Regions from separate parts of the Homo sapiens genome. Here region 2 is linked to region 1. The links are chromatin contacts, found by Hi-C or POLR2A ChIA-PET in ENCODE. All regions are on one chromosome and are shown on one strand. Each heading gives the region's core, a stretch centred on a gene start or an enhancer-like site at or near the end of the contact. The rest is flanking DNA. Distances are from core to core; before and after follow the strand shown. Region 1 overlaps TRAPPC12 (trafficking protein particle complex subunit 12). Region 2 has its middle 8.7 kb from the start of TRAPPC12-AS1.

Evidence for each region. Hi-C counts contacts between places; a loop is a spot of excess contacts on that map. ChIA-PET counts read pairs that join two places held with the same protein, here RNA polymerase II (POLR2A). Pooled maps may share reads with other maps.
Region 2: POLR2A ChIA-PET joins it to region 1 with 12 read pairs in H1. The contact joins two enhancer-like sites. A Hi-C loop is called at or near these places in 1 of 50 pooled maps. POLR2A ChIA-PET finds 5 or more read pairs at or near these places in 2 of 52 experiments (H1 and OCI-LY7).

What each region holds. Positions count from the first base shown.
Region 1 is chr2:3,403,467-3,409,737 of GRCh38, reverse strand. The region is part of intron 3 of TRAPPC12 (trafficking protein particle complex subunit 12); the gene reads right to left. Among named protein-coding and RNA genes, the nearest start is that of TRAPPC12, 27 kb to the right of the region's middle. Within about 2 kb of position 3,062, at least 2 of the 41 ENCODE cell types and tissues checked have a DNase peak (open chromatin) inside an H3K27ac peak, as active enhancers do.
Region 2 is chr2:3,488,835-3,495,105 of GRCh38, reverse strand. No RefSeq gene overlaps it. Among named protein-coding and RNA genes, the nearest start is that of TRAPPC12-AS1, 8.7 kb to the right of the region's middle. Within about 2 kb of position 1,250, at least 11 of the 41 ENCODE cell types and tissues checked have a DNase peak (open chromatin) inside an H3K27ac peak, as active enhancers do.

The DNA of each region.
Region 1 (6,271 bases), core at 1,813-4,312:
TGCTTTGTTGCCCAGTCTGGAGTGCAGTGGTGCGATCAGGGCTCACTGCAGCCTCCACGGCCTGGGCTCTGGCAATCCTCCCACCTCAGCTTCCCGAGTAGCTGGGACTACAGGTGCGTGCCACCACATCAGGCTAATTTTTAAATTATCTGTAGATAAAGGGGTCTCACTATATTGCTCGGGCTGATCTTGAACTCCTAGACTCAACTGATTCTCCTACCTCAGCCTCCCAAAAGTGTTGGGATTGCAGGCATGAGCCATTGTGCCCAGCCAGATGATTTTCTTTGTATAATCATTTAGAAAAACATTAAAGGAAAAAAAGAGAAGAAAACACATTATTTACCATTTACAATTTATACTTTCCCAAATGGTGATTTTTTCTGATAAGAGAATATAAAATATTTGTCTATAGTTCCAGTTTACTTTGTATTTCAAAAACATTTCTAGGCACAGGAATATTTTTGTTCACACCAAAGGAGATGAACTGAGACCATAACTGTCTCTCCTCGCTGAGGTCAGGCTTTGCTATCATATCCTTTGTCGGGGGCCTGGCAGGACATGATGGCTACTGCATGGTCACAGGAGTTTCTGAAGAGAGTCTTAACTTTTTGCAAAGTTGTGAGCAAGGGACAGTGACGTGCCCAGGGCATGGCACCAGAGGGGACTGGGCTGCAAGACAGCTGTGGCAGCCTCAGGAAGAGGATCACAGCCGCCAGGAGACTGCCCCTGGCCGGGCAGGGCTCAGGAGCCACGGTGCACATAGCTCTGTGCCGCAGCGGGCCGCGCAGGGCAGGAAAGGAGCGTGTGTGGGAACAGGTGCACGTGTGGGATATCCAGGGCGGCACAGAGTGAGCTTGGTCAGGTCGCACTGTGCTGCCCGATCAACTGCATATAACATAATTCTCTTCTTTTGGATATTGAATATTAAGATTTTTAATAGAATTTTTGGCTAAGTAACATAAGTAATACAGCAGCAAACATTCTTGAATGTCTTTTTACACACATGTACAAGTTTTTCTAAAGTATATAATTGAAAGTGGGATTGTTGAGTCAAAAGTTATACAAAGCATGTACTTTATTGTTATTATTATTTTTTTTTAAATTTTTTTTGAGACAAGGTTTTACTGTGTCACCCAGGCAGGAGTGCTGTGGCCCGATCATGGCTTACTGCAGCCTCAACCTTCCAAGGCTCAGGTGATCCTCCTGCCTCAGCCCCACAAGTAGCTGGGACTACAGGCGTGTGCTACCACACCCAGCTAATTTTTGTACTTTTAGTAGAGGCGGGGTTTTGCCATGTTGCCCAGGCTGGTCTTGAACTCCTGGGCTCAAACGATCCACCCACCTTGGCCTCCCAAAGTGCTGGGATTACAGGTGTGAGCCACCACGCCCAGCTTTATTAGCTATTGTTAAATTGCTCTGCAAGACAATTCACGTTCGAATCAACAATGTGTGCTGCCTACCCTTACTAACTGGTGCTGCCAGTGTGATAGGCTTGTCCGCTTCCCTCCTCTTTAGTGTTTCTCCTGGTACAAGCCTCCAACTGGAGGCACGGTAGACATTTCCTTGGCCACACATGTCAAGCACACGTGTTTGGAGGTTTATTTTTACCAGCCTCGGCAGAGCACAGCCTCAGCATTCTGATCTTCAGACTTGTCCAAGAGGTGATGTGGAACTAGCAGAGCCAGGGCTCTTGTTTAATGGACAAATGCTGGAGAGGGGACGACCGGCCAGGAGGAACCAGCACATCCTTCCAAGGTGGGATGTGACTGTGGCTACTGTGAGAGCCAGAGCCAGTTCTTATGATCGCATGCCGTCTGCTATTTGAAATTATAATTGCTTATTTTCTTAGTGTGTTTTTTGCTATTTTTATCTTATTATTTTCCACCTTATTCCCCTTCCTGGTGGCCCTCCTCCATTTTCTTTTTCTTTTTTTTCTTTTTTTGAAACGGAGTCTTGCTCTGTCGCCCAGGCTGGAGTGCAGTGGCGTGATCTTGGCTCACTGCAAGCTCTGCCTCCCAGACCATTCTCCTGCCTCAGCCTCCCGGGTAGCTGGGACTACAGGCACCCGCCACCACGCCCGGCTAATTTTTTGTATTTTTAGTAGAGATGGGGTTTCACCGTGTTAGCCAGGATGGTCTCGATCTCCTGACCTCGTGATCTGCCCGCCTCGGCCTCCCCCCTCCTCTATTTTCAATGATAGATGTCAGAAATATGAAGCAAAGAAACTATTTTTAAAATCAGAATCTAAAGTATACCACATAAAACTTTAAACTTTGTGAAAGAAATCTTATGAAAATCTCATAATTACTGTACATGACATGTAAAATTCTAATAATGAAGTTAGTCTGATATGAGATAAAGATTTTAGATAAAAACTACTTTTACGTTTTTTTGCTAGGAGTACGATACAGGGTCTATTTGAAAAACTGAACGTAGGCATTACACAATTTCCAAATGATGAGAAAAATAGTCTAATAAAAATCACTCAAGTAACTAATGGCATGTACATAACTTTTCTCCATCTAAGACTCAAAGGGAATTATTACCTCTACATATGATACCATTAAAGTGATTAACACGTCCTTCTCCCAGGCTGTGACATCCATTTCCCTGTAAATTACAATCTTAGGAAACTCTGACATAACTTAGGGAAATAATTCAAAAACCCTTTCCTGGCTGCCTTAAAGACAACACGAATTATTTTAGGACACACTAGAATTAAAATACCAGGGCAAGGTAAAGATCCTTTCATAAATACATTTTTCACCTTACGTAAGCTCCCTTGTTAGGCCTGTTAATAAAATTTCTGATGGTCTCAAGTATTTCCAACGTATGAAACACATCAAACCATTGTATATATTTATTAATAACAGGAACGATCAAAGAGGGTAAAAAATAGCCTGTAGAAAAAATTAATTATAATTAACATGCATGGCTTTGTGTGTGATTTTTAAACCCATTATTATAAAGCCCTGTCATGCTGCCAGTTCAGTTCCTGCCTCAAGAGGATACATCACAGCAGCTTCCCCATGGCCAAACCAAGGGGCCACGCCCACACCCTTGGGAACAGAGCATGGGCCAGGGAAATGGCCACCCTGGAGATCCGTAACTGCATTAGCAAATTATAAAGGATACAGATACTTACAAATTAGCTGTTTTTTCCCCTTTAAAAAAGAGTATCTCCATCTCTCTCCTCTCCAAAGCTTTCTAATCATAGAAATAATTACAGAATCACTTTGGTAAAAGAAACTCAAAGAAGCATTCGACTGACATTGACTCACATTTAAACTTGGTGTGATGTGTGAAGGTAAGCAAGGGATGCTTGTTTACCTTTTTGAGGACACGCTTCTGTAAATACGGTAAAGAACGTGGGGAAGAAAGGCAATTTGGGGAGCATAGTTTCCAGTGGTTCACAGGCTACCAGAGGATTCAGACAGCAAACACCTACACCTAAGATAATTTCCTGCTTCTATTTTAGGAGAGGGTCTCTGCCTGGGTTTTTGCGCTTACTCCGAGTTAATGAGTACAGACCTGTGTGTGTATGTTGCGTGACCATGTGAGTGACAGTTCCACAGCTTGGGGAGCGTGGTGCAGAGGAAGGAGGAGAGGGAAGCGTCTCTGGGGAAGGTTTGGCTTCTCTGAGTCTGGAAGGGTCCTTCAGTCTCTGCAAGTCAGGGAACAGCTGGGAACTTTGCTCTGGGGCAAGAGGCCTGAGGGATTCATGCTGGAGCTCTCGGGATTCCCGCCAGTTACAGAAGCAGGGTTGTGGGAACTGGTATTCAAGATGTAGTACAAGCAGCTTCCCTATGGGAAGTGGATTCAGGGCATGAGGAGAGAAAAGAGAAACTTCACTGCCATGGGTTAGGAGTGCAGCTGAATTTGTGTCTGTGTCTGAAGACACTGATGAAGAATCATAAGAGTTACAATAAATTTGTGAATCTGGAATATATACTTCTTTTAAAAATAGTGTATGAGCTTCAAGTCAGCAATAAGTAAATTAAAAATAATAGAATAGCACTTCTAAATCTGAGTAAATCCCATAAATGGTTAAGAAGGCAGAACTTCACGGAGCAAGAGCACTAGCTTAGCAACCTTTATTGTTATTGCTGGAAAGAGAAGAGGCTTAATATGTGTTTGCTCAATGAATACACTAAGAAACACAAGTGAGAACTTGTTTGTTTGAATCCCATCAGATATAAGGTCTTCTCATGGGAAATCCTACCCCTGGATACAATCCAGTCCTAGAAGCTGTATTGAAAAGCGTAATTCCCACGGTGTGTAGATCCGACGGTTCAGAAATACTAAGTCATTTGGTGGGAGGTAGTCAATGAGCAAAACCAACACCAGCAACTGTGCTTTTTGCTGGGCTGTGCGGACTGTGTAAGGGACATGGGGCAGTAGGGATGGTACTGGTAACAGGAGCAAGGACATTTGTTTGGGGCCAACCTCTACACCTTTGTAGATCTTAGTGTTCTAATCTACAAAGCGGGCATTTTGGACTATGTTAGTTTTTCAAATTTTTAAATAGTAAAATTCATCCTCCTTTCCCCCCACCCCCCCAAAAAAAGACATCTCAAGAGAGACTTCTACATAAAGTAGACCCTGCTGAAATGCTCTGCCTGACACTGGCCCTACCAAGTCACCTCCGCAGGCCATGCCCAGTCACCCCAAGGTCCCTCCCTGGAACCCGAGGGTTCTCAGAATCACAGTTTGAAAATGTGCTGGATTCGATTTTCATTCCTTTCAAATCCTTCCTTTCCTTTTCTGTCATTGCAGAGGAAGAAATGTTCCATCTTTCTCCAGACTAATCTTCTTGTGGTTTCATCTCCTCACTCTTTGCGCCCCCTCCCCCGTAACCGCCCCCCACTCTATCCTTTTGTATGAGCTCCTTCTCTATTTCTTTAAACCCAACATTCTGACGCTACTTCTTTATCAAAAGAGTAGCTTACCGACTGGGGGTTCTCTTATCTATTCATTCCCTCATCCCTTTATTTACTCAAGAAGACGCCGTGTACCCATTCTGTGCCTGACCGTGCTGGGTCCTCAGATGCACTGGTGAACAAGACACGCTTCCTGACTGTCACGGTGTTTATTACAGATTTTTAATTTTTGTAGGTTGGCTCTGTCTCCCCCAAGTTACAGCATTTGTTATTGACACTGATGACATGTCACCTCCCAGTTCATGCATATAATGAAGTCAGGATAAAATCCAAGTAACTAAGGCTGCTTTGCCAATGTTCGGTACTTTCTCAAAAACAGGCTTTTTGGGCAAAACTCCAAAAAAAGATTTTTTTGGGAAAAAGATCAGGGATCAAAGGAAGTTAAAAATCAAGATCGAGAAGAATATAAGAAACTGACTTTTGAGTAAAATGGGGAGGATTCTATATTTTTTCCTTTAGGCTCTCTTAGGAAGCAAGAGATCTGCTGACAATAGAACACTAGAAAGTAGAAAGTCAAAGAGAAGTTTAAAATCAGAAGAGAGGGACTAGAAAATCCAGGAACCCAGGGCACGATGTCCCTGCGCGACCTCACAGCAGAGTACAGCCCCCACCCATGCTTCGGAAAGGCCCTCACACAACCGCGATCTGGGTCATCACAGCCGGGAGCCAGGCCCCAGGCAAAGGGGTTCCAGGTGGCCCGGTCAGCGTAGCAGGCAGTCCCCAATCCATACTGAACCCAGGAAAGCTTCTAAAGTGTCACAGAAGTCACAAGACCACACATAATAAGGATTTGTCTGAATTCAAGAGAACTAGTCAATTAAGGAAAAAATTTTGTTACTTTGTTAAATGCTCCTGTTAAAGATCAAGAAATCACTCCTCTCCTGGCTCAGGATTTCAGCCTCACAAACATCAGTCATTTCTGGCAGAATGGGGACAGGCTATACCTCACTTTCAAATACAGAGGCAGAGGTGATGTAACAAAAAAGGAACTGGGATTATTTTCTTCTGAACTTCACTGTAGTCTTCTTGCAAGTAAGTGATTTACATATTACTGTTTTCACACAAAAGACAGTTGCCTCTGAGCTGGGACTGAGCCACGCGCTACTCCAAAATAAACTTTAAAACATTCTCATTTTCTGTTTTAGTTCACAGGCTAACCTTCACCTGTCATTTCAATGGGCTGCAAAGTTTAATCCTCCAGAAATTTCTAAACTTCTCAACTATTATATCTTTAGGAACTAAAGTTTGCTTAAAATAGGTGAAATCTGGTCGGGTGCGGTGGCTCACGCCTATAATCCCAGCACTCTGGGAGGGTGAGGCAGGCGGATCAC
Region 2 (6,271 bases), core at 1-2,500, 87 kb before region 1:
TGGTTTAGCTGCTGGAGAAGAAAACCTTGGTGGTGGTGAGGACAGAGTTTCTTATTTAGGTTCAGGGTGCGAGACTTCGCTGTAGCCTGGCCAGGCCTTAGGTCCTGTGTGTGATTTGTGTCTTATTGCCACAGTCTGTTCTCTGGTCTCACCATCTCTATTTTAACATGAATGCTGGCCAGTTGTGTCTAAATCCCAAAAGGGAGGGGGTATAGTGGGGTGTGTCTGACCTCCCGTCCATCGTGCCTGGGAACTCATTTTTTTTTTTTTTTTTTTTTTTGAGACGGAGTCTCGCTCTGTCACCCAGGCTGGAGTGTAGTGGCGCGATCTTGGCTCACTGCAAGCTCCACCTCCCAGGTTCACGCCATTCTCCTGCCTCAGCCTCCCGAGTAGCTGGGATTACAGGCGTCTGCCACCACGCCCGGCTAATTTTTTGTATTTTTATTAGAGACGGGGTTTCACTGTGTTGGACAGGTTGGTCTCGATCTCCTGACCTCATTATCTGCCCGCCTTGGCCTCCCAAAGTGCTGGGATTACAGGCTTGAGCCACTGCGCCCCGGCTGGGAACTCGTTTTTTAAGGTTGGCCAACGGGTTCCATTCAGTCAGTTGGGGGGCTCAAGATTTTACTTTAAATTTGCGATCCTTATCATTCAAGTGTAGAAGGAAGAATGGAGAGCCCGGTGAGACGCTCCGCTGGCCTCTGAGCAGCGACTGTCAGCAGATGCCCCTCCTTAGCCAGGGCCCCAGTGATGGTCTCTGTGTGTGAGCTGATTAAAAATGACGATAAAGAGGCCTCCGCTATCAGCTCATGACCCTGAACTCTCCATTTTAAAAAAGCCTAAATTGACCTCTTACAGAAGGGAAGGACGAAGAGAGACTCACTCCTCATCGGACTGGAACTAGGTGGAAGCAGGGAGGAGCTAGGCTCACAGTGACTGCGTAGCTCAGTTTATTTCCTGCAGTCCCCATTTCTGACATTCTGTCCTCTGGCCGTATATGTACAGACCACATATTCTAATGTTTGATTAGAAAATATAGCTACTAAATTCAATTCTTGCATCAAAATTGTATTTTAAAATATAAGCATGTTTAATACTGGTCTACAGAATGAGCTGGTTGCTTTGTTTGTACACAGAGCTCACATTAAGCCTCACGTCCAATCGTGGCTTCCGTCCACTGTGATGGGCGGATTCTTCCTAGGGGCCTCCCCTGGCCGTCTCTCACTGTGAACGCCACCCCTGTCTCCCGCCCACACCACTGCAACCTGCCTTACAAACTCCCCCGCTCTCCTTCCAGCCCAGCACAAGCTCAGGACGCCAGACGTCCACACTGCCCAAGCTGCTGTGGTTCACCCAAGACTTTGGAGGAAATATTCCTTCTTAAATTTGTGTCAATAAGCCAGACAGCTTTCCAGCTCCTTAGAAGTAGTTATCCTGTGGAGTGTGGACTTCATTCTTTACCTCCTTAAATTAAGATGAAATTTAGAAAGGCAAACCGGGCTGCAGTGGGCACCTGACTGCACAGAGTGGCTGCTGATTTGCTGATTTGCAGGAGATTAAACCCAATCCGAGATGGAGGGGGTCTCATTTCTGCGCTTACATCGTCATGCATGTGGTTGGACTTGTGTGCATGCGTGTGGACCTGCGTGCCTGTGTGTGCACGTGTGCTTCTGCGAGCTCTTCAGAGAGCCTGTAGAGGCTGGTGGTTACGAACTGAGGGATGTAAATGAGCCACTGTGGGCTCCATGACCTTTCTTTCCCTGCCTGTCCCCCAAGGAGGGGCGTGTGAGGTAACCACTGCAGACGTTTTCCTGCGTGTCCACAAGGAGATCGTCTGGTTCTATTGATGGAGGTGTTTTCCCTAGTTCTGTGGTGAAGTTGGCAGCTTCAGACATTTTGTTCTCATGACGCAGCTCTGACAACTAAGATGGGCTCCCCTGCCTCGGCCGGGCTCCTCGGTTTCCCGAGAGTGAGGCCTCTGTTGGTCGATCGTGTTACCGGGTGGCTGTGAGTTACGCAACTCACGAAAACATCTCATCCGGATGGGCATGGGGCGGGAGGGTGACCCCAGGAGCTATGAGTAACTTCCCAGCATGCCGGCTTCTTGCGCGTTCCCAGAGCCTGGTGTGTGATACCCCAGGTGGGCGGGTGGATGGCTGGAGTCTGGTTCTAGTCACACAGACCAAGAATGCGACATTTAGATGTGATCTAAAAACAGCCATTTTTCCAAAAGCTGTTTACTTTGGAAAGTGTATCAGGCAGCAGTTTCTGGAGACCTGTAATCGTTTTATGATTTATGCAGTGAAAACCTAATTACAAAAAGGACGGGCGCGGTGGCTTACGCCTGTAATCCCAGCACTTCAGGAGGCCGAGGCAGGAGGATCACTTGAGGAGTTTGAGACCAGCCTGGCTAACATGGTGAAACGCCATCTCTACTAAAAATACAAAAATTAGCCGAGCAGGGTGGTAGGCACCTGTGGTCCCAGATACTGAGGTGCTGAGGTGGGAGGATCACTTGAGCCCGAGAGGCATGACAGGTGTGTACAGGGGCTGAGCGGCAGGTACTTTCTGAATCTCAAGGGAAGACCTGCAGCCCGTGGGCACTTCACGGGCCATGGATGGAGCGCCTGTTGTCAGCGGCGTGGGAGAACTCTAGGGATGGGGCTGTGCTGAGGCCAGCGGCCTGCAGGTGCACGGCCAGTGAGCTGGGCTCTTTCCAGCAACACCTTCAGGAGACTCTGGTGGTTTCTTTTCTCCCTCATTCTCTGACAAAGAAGACGCTGGGATGCGCCATGCATCCCACATCTGAGAAATGCTTGCCTCCTGTGTGCTGGACACTGGGCCAGGCGCTGGCGAAGGGATAGGGTGGTGGAGCCAGTTTATCCTGAAAGTCCCTTTGCACACATCTCTTATTACATGTGTGTTGAGACCGAAAATAAAGTCTGGAACCAGGGTGTCACAGATGAGGGTCACAGACACACAGCAGATATAGCATGGTGCTCCCAGCAGAGATGGAGCTCCCAGCAAAGATGCAGGAGAGCATGTACAGTCCCTGGACTCAGCCTATGTGCAGCAAGAAATTCATTAGGGGATCTCTGGCCCCGGGTGCCACCTGGGAGCATGTGTGTGCAGGGCCACCTGGCCAGCGAGGGCCCTAGGATGGCCTGACCCGTCAGGGATGCTGACAGCAGGGCTGGCTCAGTCACCGAAAGGGGAAACAAAGGCTCTCCGGGGCCTCCCTGGGGCTTGCACCATCCTGAGGTCTTCAGACCCCCTTGGAGACGGAAGGGAGGTGGCCGAGTGGCCTGTGGCGTGGGGCTCCTTTGCTGTTCCTTGCAACTTGGGGGTCTCTGACTCTTGGAGCTGGGTGACAGGTGGGGATTTTTGCTCCTCTAATGGTCTTTGGATGATAAACTCCCAACTGACGCTCCAGGCTGGTGTCTTTACAATGCATGCTCTGAGGAAAGCTAGTCTGTGAAGCCATGCATTGAAAGGGTTCTATTATGGGTTGGGAGTCTGAGTCCCTCTTGGGGAGAGCCGTCGTGCAGGGAGCAGCTGGAGGCCTCGGGGCTGTGCTTAGCTTTGCTTCCCCAGCTTTGCTGACCCCAGTGAGCTCTTTCCCACGTGGTACCTGTCAGCAGTGCAACGGGAAGTTCTGTGTGTGTTAAACCACACAGGGGGTTCAGAGCTATCCCCAGGGCAGACCTGGAGTTTTTTCTGGTGTTCCTTAAAAGCATCTGATGAATATTGGGATGAATTTCCTGAAGAACTTGGAGGAGACTTTCTCCTTTCTGAAAATTAAACGTTCAGATCAGCACATGATAGGAATCTGGGTGGTGGAGGAGAAGATGTGGGTCAGTCTCCCCAGTGCCCCAAATCCAGTGAAATGACAACAATTTTTTAAAAAATTAAGTGTGTTGTTTTAAAAAATACAACCACAAGTTTCTGACGATCTCCCTCAATTTATCCTCCCCTTCAGCATGGTCTCTGTTGGTCACTTGTTTCTAATGAGTAGGAAGCGGCTGAGGTGGCTGTGGGTGGCCTCTGTTGGCATGTAGTTTCCTGCTTGCTCTCAGACATTGCGCTCTGGGGAAGCTGGCTGCCACGTCCGCAGGACACTTGTGCAGCTCTCTGGGGAGGTCTGAGGCCTCTGCCAGCAGTGCTGCTGGCTCGGGGTGTGTGGAAGCAGGTCCTCCAGCCCCCGTTGAGCCTTCAGATGATGCAGCCCCAGCCGTCACCTTGAGGGCAACCTCAGGAGAGCCCCACACCACCCAGCTAACCCGGAGACTGCAGGCGAGAATGTATGTTCCTGTCATAAGGCACAAGTTTCAGAGCAGTGTTGTTACATGGCGTAGGTAACTGGTGCCTAAGTGTGACTCCCTAACCACAGTGCTCACCTCCACTCAAGAAACTGCTGACGGTGGATCAGACATCTTGACAAAGAGAAACCAATGGAACAGACATCTGAGAAATAGGAGAAGAGCTGTCCTAGTCAGGCAACGTCCGGCCTCGGAGTGGATGGGGAAGGATGGAGGCAGACAGGTGGGATCGCAGTGGGGGGTGCATTCTGTCCCCGCTCCCCAGGCTGTGCGGACCCACAGGGCAGAGGCTGCCGGCCTGCTGTTCCCTCCTGCACAGTGCCTGGGGCGCCAGGCTCATGGGGTGCTCTCAGTGGAGAGGTTAGAGGGACTAGGAAGGAAGACCTCTTGTCCCAGGCAACCTGCAGAGGCCGGGAGCCCTGGGGGGAGGTCCTGGGAGGAGCCCTGGGGGGAGGTCCTGGGAGGAGCCCTGAGGGAGGCTCTGGCCCTGCATCTGCCTGGAGCTTTGCCCAGGATTGCCGTTCTCGTCTTCCCAGGATTCCGACTCTGTGCTTCGAAATGTCGTTACACGATCTCTTCTGTTGTCTTAGTTGGGGCTCTTTTTGTTACAAGTGACAGAAGCCCAATGTGAAGGAGCCTGTGCCTGGGGGTGCCTGCCCTGGGGGATCAGGGACCAAGCCACGTCTGCTCACGGTGGGACACAGTGTAGACACAGTGTTGACGTCTTAAAGCCTTACTTCTCATTCCATTACGCAGAGGAGTGACTTCAGCTGCCAGCCCTGGTCCCCAAGGCTCCAGGAGAGGTTCTGTGGGACTAGACCCAGGTCAGCGGCTCTGACAGGGACAGGATCGCGCAGCGCAGACATGGCCGTCGGCTGAAGGGCCTCCTGTGGTGCGCAGGCCACTGCCGGCTCATGTCCAGGTCATCTCTCCCGCGCTGCAAATCCTGCTTGCCCAAAGTAAAAATGGAGCGTGTAAAGTTAGCACGGTGGACATTTGTGCACTTATGGGACAGAGGAGGCTTGAACTTCATTCCGAGGGGAAAGAAGCCAGCCCTGGCTTTCTTACTCTGTTAGATAACCCTGTCTCTCTAGGTTTCAAAAATATCTTCATCCCATCGCAAGTGACCAGGAGGGACTTCTGGGCCTCACCCAACTCACTACCGCAGTGAGTCGCTAGTACTGGTAAGATGACCTGTGGGTTGGGTCAAGGGCTCCCGGAGTCCTCTGCCTGCTATGATGCGTGAAGTTCTTCCATTCACCATGTCTCTCAGTGAAACTCGGTCCCACAAGCCCCTCCGGGAGAGCTGGTTTTGTCCCCTGAGTGCCGAGATGCATAAGAAAGTGGCTGGTGGGTTCCTCAGGACGCCACAGTCCAGTGAGGAGAGCAGAGGGTGCAGCAGCCCTTACGGCCGGGTGAGGGGTACGGGGGCTCCAGGCAGGCACAGCTGCTGAGAGAGAGGGGTCGGGGCAGTCGTCACCATCAAGTGGATGGCTGAGGCAGGACGTCCCTGCGGGCTGATTGTCCCTGGTCCTGACCAGATTTGCTGTGACCACCTGGCTGGGCCCTGAAGAGGGCAGAGGAATTGCTCAGGTGGGGCCAGGGCACAGGGCTGAGGCCTGCAGTCGGGCCGTGCCAGGTTGCAGATAACATCCGGGGCACCCCTGAGCAGGCGGCTCTTCTGAATCGCTCTGTGTTTTGCTCTCTGTTTTCTGCCTTGGGAAGTGATTATTTTTCAAAACATTCTCTTAAACGTGGCGGGGGCAGGGCACTAGAAGCATCCAGGCATGAAGACAGCCCCCAGGTCAGCAGGGCTGGGGAAGCTGGGCTGGGCGGGGGCTGGAGGACAGGAGGCTGTGCTCCTATCACGGTCTGTCCCTGGCGTGAGCAGTGCAGGTGTGACAGTTCTGGGGTGGAGCTTACTTTTCAACTGAAACCACTTTCCCATGGAC